2 separate regions of the Homo sapiens genome follow, and region 1 is linked to region 2. The links are chromatin loops, found by intact Hi-C in ENCODE. Cell type or tissue: Calu3. All regions are shown on one strand. Links, peaks and the distances in the headings refer to the core of each region. The heading gives the core; the rest is flanking DNA. Region 1 overlaps KCNJ10 (potassium inwardly rectifying channel subfamily J member 10). Region 2 overlaps DCAF8 (DDB1 and CUL4 associated factor 8).

Region 1 (5,378 bases), core at 155-5,154, 200 kb after region 2:
AGGACAAGAACTTCCACATCTCCCTGGCCCTATGATGATGGAGTCAGTTAGATTGGCCCCTATGGCTGGAGTGGGTTAGGAGTCCCCTCCTACTTTTAATTCAATCATAAAATACTTCTTGAGCACTTACTATGTGTCATACATTGTGCTAATCTTTAGGATAACATATATATATATATATATATATATATATATATATATATATATATAAATAAATAAAATGCTGGATCCTTCTTTCAATGACCTTATTTGTAGTAGAATACAAATGATACACCATGTACTAAGAGCGGTGCCATTACGGGTATAGTTGGATATAGATATACATATATGGAAACTCAGAAAAGAGAGGCATTACTTAAGGTTGTAGGAATCAGAGAAGGCTTCATGGAAGAGGGGTTATTTGAACTGGACTCTGAAAGATAAGACTTGGATAGGTAAAGACAAGGAGGAAGGGGAGCCCAGGAAGAGAGAAGTGCAGGATCATGGAAGGCAGAAAAGCATGGGAGTGCACAGCAGGGAGCAGGGAGTGGTTGGTTTGCTTGCAATATGCAGTGTGCCATAGCAGAAAAGTGGTCGGAGATAAGGCTAGAAAGCAGGTTCAGAAGCAGACTGCGGAAGGCCTTATATGCCAGCCTGGGTTTGGCCTGTCTTTGATAGATAATGGGGAGACATTAAAATGTTTTGAGCTAGAGAAAGAACTAAGACAATTATAGTAAAATGAAAAGTGGATGGATTTGGGAGACGGGACCTGGGCATGAATCTAATTCCACAGTTTACTGAGTCACACCATCTCTCTGAGCCTCAGTTTCCTCATTCGTAAAACAAGGATTATAATCTTAATATTTCATAGGAATGCCATGAGAATAAAATGTGAAAGTGCTTTCTAAAGTACTGGATAAATGTTCATTGATTCCTGATCAGAGGTGTATTTGAGGAAGAGAAACCCAGGAGCAATGTAGGATGGATTTGAGGAGAGAAAGAACAGAGACATGAGATGAGTAGGAGGCTGATGCAGTGATTCAGCCACAAGGCATTAGGACCTGAAAAAAGACAATGGAATGAAGGAGAGGAGGCACAAATAATAAATCCACAGCACATGGCTTTAGATAAATGTTGAGTTGAGGCAAGAAGAGAGTTTGAGATGATCCTGGCTTTGAGTGTGGGTAATGGGTAGGATGATGGTCCCTTTAACTATTTTAGGAACCAAAATAGAGCAGCAAGTAGGAGAAGAAAGGATTTTACAATTGGAAGTGAATGCATTTAGTATTCATATCCCAAAGCTCCTTTCAGTCAACTTGCTCTTGCAACAGAGAAAACAGACAAAGCACTTTCCCTGTGGGTGCAGCTTTTCCCCTCCCCCTGCACCTGCTGCCCCTGGGAGGGGGTTGAAGCATCTTCTCTAGTCACCTAATTTAGCATAATCAACTCCAATGCTCTGTAGCAATTTACAAAGCTCATTCTCTCCCCAGCCCCCTGCAAATGGAACAGTTGGCCCAGAAGGAGCAGGGACTGATATCTTGGGCTTTTATTTTCTTACCTTCTGAAAACAGGGTGTAGGCATCTGCAGCATTAGCAAAGCCTGTGTAAACCTGGGTCCCCTCGCACTCTGAAGTGGCTCCTCCTGAAGGTCTGTGTGAACTAGGTGTCTCCTGTGAGGCCTTGGCCCGTCCAGATCAGGCTTTCAGTCATTCCCTTACTCTTTCTTAACAAACTATACTAGGCACTGGGGAAACAGATGAAAGGCAGAGTCAGTGGTCTTAAATTAGGAGCACAAAGATGGTAAACAATGATAAACAAACCATCTCAAAGCACTATAATGCTTCAAAATAGGAATATGTACAAGAGGGCCAGGTGCAGTGGCTCACACCTGTAATCCCAGCACTTTGGGAGGCCCAGGTGGGCAGATCACTTAAGTCCGGGAGTTTGAGACCAGCCTGGGCAACAGGGTGAAACCCCGTCTCTACTAAAAGTACAAAAATTAGCTGGGCATGGTGGCACATGCCTATAGTGCCAGCTACTTAGGAGGATGAGGTGGGAGGACTGCTTGAGTCCAGGAGGCAGAGGTTGTAGCGAGCTGAGATTGCACCACTGCACTCCTGCACTTCAGCCTGGGTAACAGAGTGAGATCCCATCTGGCGGGGGGTGAGGTGGGGGAAAGAGAATATGTACAAGAGCAAGCATAGTAAAGTAAACCCATTCTGGGCAGGGATGGGAGGGACAGAGAAGATGAATTGTTTTTTTGAGAGTCAGGGAAGGCGTCAAAGGGAGTAACTAACAGTTGAGTCGAGTTCTGAAAGATAAGGAGATCATCAGGTAGGCACGGAGCAGGGCAGTGCAGAAGCAGGTCCAAAGGTAGAAAGGATTGGGTAGTGAGGCTCTGCGTTGGAGTTCAGGGGGCCTGTGAAAGATTGTCAAGGGTAAAGTCAGAAGTAGGCAGAGACCAAATCATGAATGGTGTGCTGAGAGGCTACAGAGAAAACAGATAAAGCACTTTCCCTGCTGGTGCAGCTTTTCTCTTTCCCCTGTACCTGCTGTCCCTGGGAGGAGGTTGAAGCACTCTTTCTAGTCAGAAGTGTATTTGAGGAAGAGAAACCCAGGAGCGAAGTAGCAAAAAGCAAAGGGGAGCCACAGATCAAGTTATTGAGAGTCACAAGAACAACAGTGTCCTTACTCAAGAAAGGCCCTGATAAATCCATGTATTATCCTGGAGAATAAATGACTCTCAAGTAGAACAAATGACTCTCAAGTAAAATAAATGAGTGCACAGGCAAAAAAAGACAGCTTCAGGAAGAACTTCCGGGGGTAGCAGTAAGTGGGAGTGGTACTTGCTGAGGGAACGTGCTGATCATCACTGTAGCTATGACTGGCTTTGTTTTAGGGAAAGGATCACTAGTTCAGTCTTAGAGGAGAAAGAAGGTGAATATCTCTGTTTCTGTCTCTTTCGCCACTCAGGCTGGTCTTCAGAATTCTGTCTCTGGTATTTGGCCGGCTGGGACTGTTTTGGGGAAATAGCACCCTCTAGAGGAAAGAGTATGTTTTATTTTGCGGGGGTGCCCCGGGGTGGTGGGGTGCGCAACAGATGATTTCCAGAGCTTTGGCTCGATTCCTTCCCCAGGGGCCTGGCCAGCTTTGGGGTGGAGTGTAGCTGATTGTTTATCCGCTTCTGACTCTGGCCACCGCAGAGAACAAAGCTGCCTGGCTGTGGGAGGTGGCACAACAGCTGGGAGCAGCAGATAACAGCTGGAGGTGGCAGATACAAAGGCTGGCAACCACAGGCACTACAGCTGGAGGTGGCAATCACAACAGCCAGAGGCAACAAAGAGGCTAGCAGTGGCCGAAATCTCCAGTACCCTTGAGTCTAGAGCCTTAACCCTGGGATGTGTGGTCTTACATACAGCGTACCATAGTGGCACCTGCTGAGAGCATGAGGTCCAAGAGAATGAACCTGGGGCACACAAAAGCAGTTGCTACAATTAAAAAGTTCTGGACCAGGAGCTGGGAGACCTGGATTCTGGTTCCAACTTTACCACTAATCTACTTGGGGCAAAGCTCTCTGAGCCTTAGCTTCTATGGTGTCTTTCTTACCTACCTCATGGTGTGAGGATCAAACTATATATTTTATAAATTTTAAAGTGAGAAGGAATTATAGACTAATATTTTGGGAATGATAAGCAAGGCTTTTCTTGGGCCCTAAGAGCTTCCATTCTCCAAGATATGTAGAATCTCCCCTCAACATAAACAAAGCTAGGACTTCAGTAAAGGATCCCTGAATGTCACCATAGAAAGTGCAGGGGTAGAAGTGGGGTGGAGAAGGCAGACATCCTCACCCACCATGGGTATAGACAGAATCTTCAAGACAGTCTTTCAATCTCCCATCCAAAGCTTTTATCTCCGCCATAGGATCTCTGCAAAGTGCTTGTCCAAAGTGCCTTCCTGATTGTTACAATGCTCTTTATAATATCAACTTGCAATCTTTATCCCTGCAGTATGAACTCCCTGATTGTTCCTCTTGGAGCTCAAAGGACAAGTCCAAGCCTTTGATCACGTGATAGTCCTTCAAACCAAATATTTGCACACATTCATTATATCTTTCTGATTGTCTCTTCTCCTGAATCAACTTCCCTATTTCCTTCAATCATTTCTCATGTGGTCTGGTTCTGAATCCTCTCATATCCTGAGTGTTCCTTGATGCTGGATACTGCAGGTGTGGGATGAACAGAGCAGAGTAGAATCAACTACTTTTTTGTTCTAGGGACTTCAGTTCAACTGAAGGAGCTTAAGATTAGTTTGCTTTTTTGGCAATCAAAACACATGAATAACTCATATTGGATTATTTTCTGCTAATATGTTTAATTTTTTTATATTGTACTGCTTTGCTAAATCACATCTTCTCAATCCAGAACTTGCTCAGGTAATTTTTGGACCCAAGTACATAATCCAGCACTTAACATTTTTGTTAGACTTGGCCTACTTATTTGACTCCTTTTGGATCCTAATTCTGCCCCAGCTCTTGCATTTGCTATCTGTCCCAGCTTTCTGTCAGGCACACAATTGATGGCCATAGCATTCTATAGTTTTGAATGAAGTTCATGTTAAGAAAATTGAATAGGGCAAGGCCAAAGATGAAGCTCTCTGGTGTATCAATAGAAAATGAATTCCAGGCTATCATGGTCCCCTCACCAGTACCACTGATTTTTAAAGTCACCGAATTAGATTAGCATTCTCTTCATTTTTCTTTATCTTATCCCCAGGTCATAATGAGAGATCTTGTCAAAAATCTCCTGAAGTTTAGGTACACGTTCTCTGTTGCACTTCTTCGATTTGTCAATTTAGTAGCCTTATCATAAAAGAAAATTAGGTTATTATTGTTTTTGAGACAGGGTCTCATTCTGTTGCCCAGGCTGCAGTGCAGTGGCATGATTATAGCTCTCTGCAGCCTCCAACTCCTGAGCTCAAGTGATCCTCCTGCCTCAGCCTCCAAGTAGCTGGGAGTACAGGTGTGTGCTACCATATCCAGCTAATTTTTAAAAATTTTTGCTGATATGGTGTCTTGCTGTTTCCCAGGATGGTTTTGAACTTCTGATCTCAAGTGATCCTCCTGCCTCAGCCTCCCAAAGTGCTGGGATACAGGTATGAGCCACCACACTCAGCCAAAATTAGGCCATTTTGATGTGACTTGTTCTTAGTAAATCCACACTGGGTCCTATTGATAACTTCCTTTCCCCCATCCTACCTAAGTACTCGTAATCTTAATATTCCATTCTAGAATCTTGCCTAGGATCAATATCTTACCTGTTTGTAGTTTGTGAAAGGTACTTCATTTTTCTTTTTGAAAATTAAAACTATGTTCATTCATCTCTAATTTTACAGCACTTCTT
Region 2 (5,378 bases), core at 115-5,114:
CATGCCACCATGCCCAGCTAATTTTTGTATTTTTAGTAGAAATGGGGTTTTACCATGTTGGCCAAGATGGTCTTGATCTCTTGACCTCGTGATCCACCCGGCCCGGCCTCCTAAAGTGTGGGGATTACAGGCGTGAGCCATGGTACCTGGCCAAAAAAAAAACCAGGGCTTTTCAAAGCCAAGAGATGAAGCTGAAAGGTAGAATTAAATATTTCTTATAAACATATGTATATAAATTATTCAAATGACAGTAGGAATACAAACTTTTTTTATTGTTTAGACATAGTTATGCTATATTGGTAAGCTAATGAGTTTTTAAGAAAACAATTTTTTTTTTTTTTTGAGACAGAGTTTCGTTCTTTGGCCCAGGTTGGAGTGCAGTGGCACAATCTTGGCTCATTGCAACCTCTGCCTTCCAGTTTCATGCGATTCTTCTGCCTCAGTCTCCCCAGTAGCTGGGATTACAGGCATGCACCACCATACCTAGCTTATTTTTGTATTTTTAGTAGAGACGGAGCTTCACCATGTTGGCCAGGCTGGTCTCAAACTCCTGACCTCATGATCCGCCTGCCTCGGCCTCCCAAAGTGTTGGGATTACAGGCATGAGCCACGCACCCATCCCAGGAAATAATTTTTATAGATTTAAGAGATAGCTGAATCCTAGTGTTTTATGATTCTTTACTGGAGAGAAAATCAGCATTCCATTCAATCTCTGAGATAATTCCAGGGGAAAAGCTGTTCTGACTCTTACAGCCTTTTGACAGTATACTGTTCTCTGTATTTTTTTGGAAGCATGGACTATCCTCCTTACCTTCTTGGTTTTTTTGTTTGTTTTTCTGAGACAGGGACTTGCTCTGTCACCCAGGCTGGAGTGCAGTGACCCCATCACAGTTCACTGCAATCTCGACCTCTGGGACTCCAGTGATCCTCCCACTTCAGCCTCCCAAGTAGCTGGGACTACAGGTGTACACCACCACACCCTGCTATTTTTTTTTTTTTTTTTTTTTTTTTTTTTTGAGATGGAGTCTCACCCTGTCGCACAGGCTGGAGTGCAATGGTGCGATCTCGGCTCACTGCAACCTTTGCCTCCCAGGTTCAAGTGATTCTCCTGCCTCAGCCTCCTGAGTAGCTGGAATCACAGGCGTATGCCACCGCGTGTGGCTAATTTTTGTATTTTTAGTAGAGACAGGGTTTCACCATGTTGGCCAGGCTTGTCTCAAACTCCTGACCTCAGGTGATCCACCCGCCTCAGCCTCCCAAAGTGCTGGGATTACCAGCGTCACTTAGACGTCAGCCACTGTGCGCAGCCTAATTTTTAAATTTTTTCTAGAGACAGGGTCTCCTGATGTTGCCCAGGTTGGTCTCAAATTCCTGGACTCAAGCGATCCTCCAGCCTCAGCCTCCCAAAGTGCTGGGATTACAGGCATGAGTCACTGCGCCCAGCCTATCCTCACCTTGAAACCTTTTTATTCTTGACTTCCAGAGGTTTAATTTTGATTATTCGTTCTTCTCAATTTTTCTCTCTGCTCTCCTTTCTCTTCTCTAAGGGTAGGTATTCCTCAAGATTCTTCCCTTGAACATCCTCTCCCAGAGCCTTCTTAGGTAACTAATTGTTTGTTTTAGTGAGATATGATTTACAAGGTGTTTGATTTTGAAGTTTCTCTGTACAGATAATTCACAAGTCTGTATCTCTGGCCTTACTTTATTTAAGTTCCAAACTTAAATTTGTTCGTCAGTACCTTCCTAACATGTCGGCTTGGATTTTAAATTTATTCAGAATAATTTCTCATCCCACCTGCCAGCTTCTCATTTGTGTCACTTGATTTTCTCTGGGCGCCAGACTAAGAACTTGTCCTTCTTAACTCAGCTTTGTAACTGCTTATTGAGCTAAACATTATCTACCTTTACAACGATTCTCATGTTGATCCCTTTTTAATTCCTTTTGCCATCAACCCAAGACAGCCCCTCATTACTTCTTATCTTGGCAACTATAATAGCTTTTAAACTTGTTTCTCTTTCCTTTTCCTTCATTTCAGTCCATCTTATTATCTTTGACAAAATAATTTCTCTGATGCCTGACTGCCTGCCCCCCAACAACAAAGCTTTTATTATACTTCTTAACTAATCAACTATACCTTACCATCTAGCCAAAGTAGACTACCCATATATGTTTCTTGACCATGTCAGGTTTTTAACCTCCATATCTTTTCTTGCTCTGGTCCTGTGGAATGTCTTTCTCAACTCTACCCGTTGAAATCCTGCCTGTCTTTTAAAGCCCATCTTAAAAGCTAATTTTCCATGGAAGCATTTCGTTTTTCCCTGAAACTAAATATAATCTTTTCCTCTGTTCAACCACAACAGCATTCTATTTATCTTTTTAAAAAATGATAGATACTTTTATCTCTTGTATCACTCATTTTTCCTAATTGATTAATTGGCTACAAATGGGATTGTGACTGCCTTGTTTATATTTGTAGCTTCTAAATTGCCTGGTACCAATGCTGTTGTGTAACAGCATGTTTGCTTACACATAGGCCACTGGGTGGTGCCAGAGGCTTGTGATTTGTATAAAAATGAGTAGCCTAGACTCCCAGCTAGAGTCTACCTGCTAGAGTCTCTCTGCAGTTGGGTTGTTTGTACTGTCAGATCTTCAGCACAGTAGGAATAGAGATTAATTTTTCTGTTACAGAAACATTCAGTTTCTTTCTGCTCATCTGTCCAGCCTACCAGAGGAGACAGTGTCATATGTTGGACCCCTCCAAGTACTTAATAGAAAATAGCCCAGAACTAAAGTCCTACCTACCATAAACATGCTTTATATAATGAGTTTCAGCCTCTTTGGGGTCATCCTTTGAGTTTCAGTGCCTGAGGTTCTCTGATTAATAAACACTATACGGCCAGGTGCAGTGGCTCGTGCCTGTAATCTCAAGCATTTTGGGAGGCCAAGGAAGGTGGATCACTTGAGTCCAGGAGTTCGAGACCAGCCTGGGCAACATGTTCCCCACCACCATCTCTACAAAAAATTTAGCTGAGTGTGGCAGTATGCACCTGTAGTCCCAGCTACTGGAGGGGCTGAGGTGGGAGCATCACTTGAGCCTGGGAGATCGAGGCTTCAGTGAGCTGAGATCACATTACTGAATTCCAGCCTGGACAACAGCGAGACCCTGTCTTAAAAAAAAAAGAACATCTGCAAAACCACTATGCTATTAGAGTGTGGAAGGCAAGTAGGCTTGGAGAAGTAAGTGTTTCTTGTGAAGGAGAAATATTAAGAAAAGTAAAATAAACTTAAAATGAGCCATTTCATCTTGGAAACAAAAATTGGAGGTGGAGAAAGTAGAACTAGTTGATACCAGATGGACTGTGGGACCTAGAAAAGCAAATTTGTACTTTGGATGGAGATCAACCCTGAACAGCTGCTCATTTATGAGTGGTATGGGACATCTGTCCTCCCAAGAGAAACTTGGGACTGTGTGGCTCTCTGTCTTAATAATAATTGAAGTATTTTCTTATCACCTTCTTCTTTCAGAGGAAATTCTAAAACCTTGTCTCATTTAAATATGGGTGTTTATGTAGGAGAGTTGGGCACTTGAGTAGCAGAATGAGGCAGGCACTGGTTTGAGAGAATGCTGGGATTATATAAACCATGAGATTTGACAGACCGAATTCAGGTCTTAGTAAAGGGATCAAGGACAATAATAATATTTACACGTTGATGTTTCGATCGGGCTCAAGGTAAGGTAGTTGTCAGACCAGTGTTCATAGACCCTAGGCACCAGAGGATTTAAAATGAAATTCAGAGAAATTTAAAAAAAATAAAGAGCATAAACATACAAATTAATAGTACAACCACAAGAACAACTTTGAGCTACTTAAATTTCTGCTATTCTTAGTTATCACCAAGACAATAGGGTTGTAGACTTTTTATGTATTTAGGATTCATCTTGCCATTAATATGGTCGCTGATAAATCACACAGGCAGTCTTGGTTGCAGCAAAAATCCTTTCAGCACTTTCGTTTTCAAGTGAGAAGTCTGGACATTATGCTCTCATTTGCTATGATATATTGACCATTTTTGTCAACTTCTATTAATCACAGCCTTGAGAATTTAGTGTTTTTAATGGTATTATGTCATTTAACAATTTGCATGATTTTCCCCCATCACTCTTCTCTCATCCTGTTTTTTTTTTTTTTTTTTTTTTGAGACAGTTTCGCTCTTGTTGCCCAGGCTGGAGTGCAATGGTGCGATCTTGGCTCACCGCAACCTCCGCCTTCCAGGTTCAGGCAATTCTCCTGCCTCAGCCTCCCGAGTAGCTGGGATTACAGGCATGCACTACCACGCCCGGCTAATATTTTTGTACTTTTAATAGGGATGGGGTTTCTCCATGTTGGTCAGGCTGGTCTCGAACTCCTGACCTCAGGTGATCTGCCCGCCTTGGCCTCCCAAAGTGTTGGGATTACAGGCATGAGCCACTGCGCCGGCCTGCATTCGCTCTTTTTAGGCCACGTTTATTAAGGTATAATTTATATACAGTAAAATTTATCCTTTTTTGAGTTGGCCTATTCTTTTAATTCTGACAAAGGCATAGTTATGTAACACCACTGTGATTGGCGCATGGAACATTTCCATCATTCCAAAAGGTTTTCTCATGCCCTTTCGTAGTCAGTTTCATTCCCCTACCTCCAAGCCCTGGCAATCCCTGATCCCTCTATTCCTATAGTTTTATCTTTTCCAGAAAGTACTATAAGTGGAATCATATATTGTATAGCTGTTTGAGTCTGAATTATTGCACTTACCATAACATACTTGAGATCTATCCATGTTGTTGCTTGTATCAGTAGTTCATTCCTTTTTATTACTCAGTAGTATCCCATTGTGTGGACCTACCACAATTTGTTTATCTATGACCCAGCTGAAGAAAATTTGTTTCCAGTTTTTTGATGAATTTAAGTAAAACTATTAAAACATTCACCTACAGGGTATTTTTAATTTTGTGGACATACATTTTCCTTCTTGTTTATCTTATTTATTTATTTTTAAAGATGGAGTATTGCTGTGTTACTCAGGCTGGTCTTTAATTCCTGGGCTCAAGCAGTCCTCCTGCCTCAGCCTCCCAAATTGCTGGGATAACAGGTCTGAGCCTCTTTTTTCTTGTATAAATTCCTGAAGCTGAAGTGGGATTCCTGAGTTGTATGATAAGTGTATATTTAACTTCATAAGAAACTGCCAAATTGCTTTTTTCAAAGTAACTGTACTGTTTTGCATTTCTAGTAACAGTGTATATGAGTTGTAGTTGCTCTACTTCTTGTTAGTACTTAATAAAGTAAATTTTTGTTATTTAAACAATTTTTGACCATTCAAATAAGTGTTTAGTGGATTC

The links. Hi-C counts contacts between places; a loop is a spot of excess contacts. Peaks named below come from ENCODE experiments on the same cell type or tissue, not always from the same donor. Only the 100,000 strongest peaks of a DNase experiment are listed, where the experiment ranks them.
Region 1: a loop joins it to region 2, with 13 times the contacts of the local background. A loop is called at or near these places in 3 of 110 quality-filtered maps.

What each region holds. Positions count from the first base shown.
Region 1 is chr1:160,044,508-160,049,885 of GRCh38, reverse strand. The region is part of intron 1 of KCNJ10 (potassium inwardly rectifying channel subfamily J member 10); the gene reads left to right. Among named protein-coding and RNA genes, the nearest start is that of PIGM, 15 kb to the right of the region's middle. RefSeq lists an enhancer at 3,933-4,227. In Calu3, for the core only: a CTCF peak has its summit at 3,050 (motif pointing left); a DNase peak (open chromatin) is centred at 3,015.
Region 2 is chr1:160,249,286-160,254,663 of GRCh38, reverse strand. All of the region lies in intron 2 of DCAF8 (DDB1 and CUL4 associated factor 8), which reads left to right. Among named protein-coding and RNA genes, the nearest start is that of DCAF8-DT, 9.8 kb to the left of the region's middle. RefSeq lists a silencer at 2,499-2,628. In Calu3, for the core only: a CTCF peak has its summit at 2,544 (motif pointing right); a DNase peak (open chromatin) is centred at 2,543.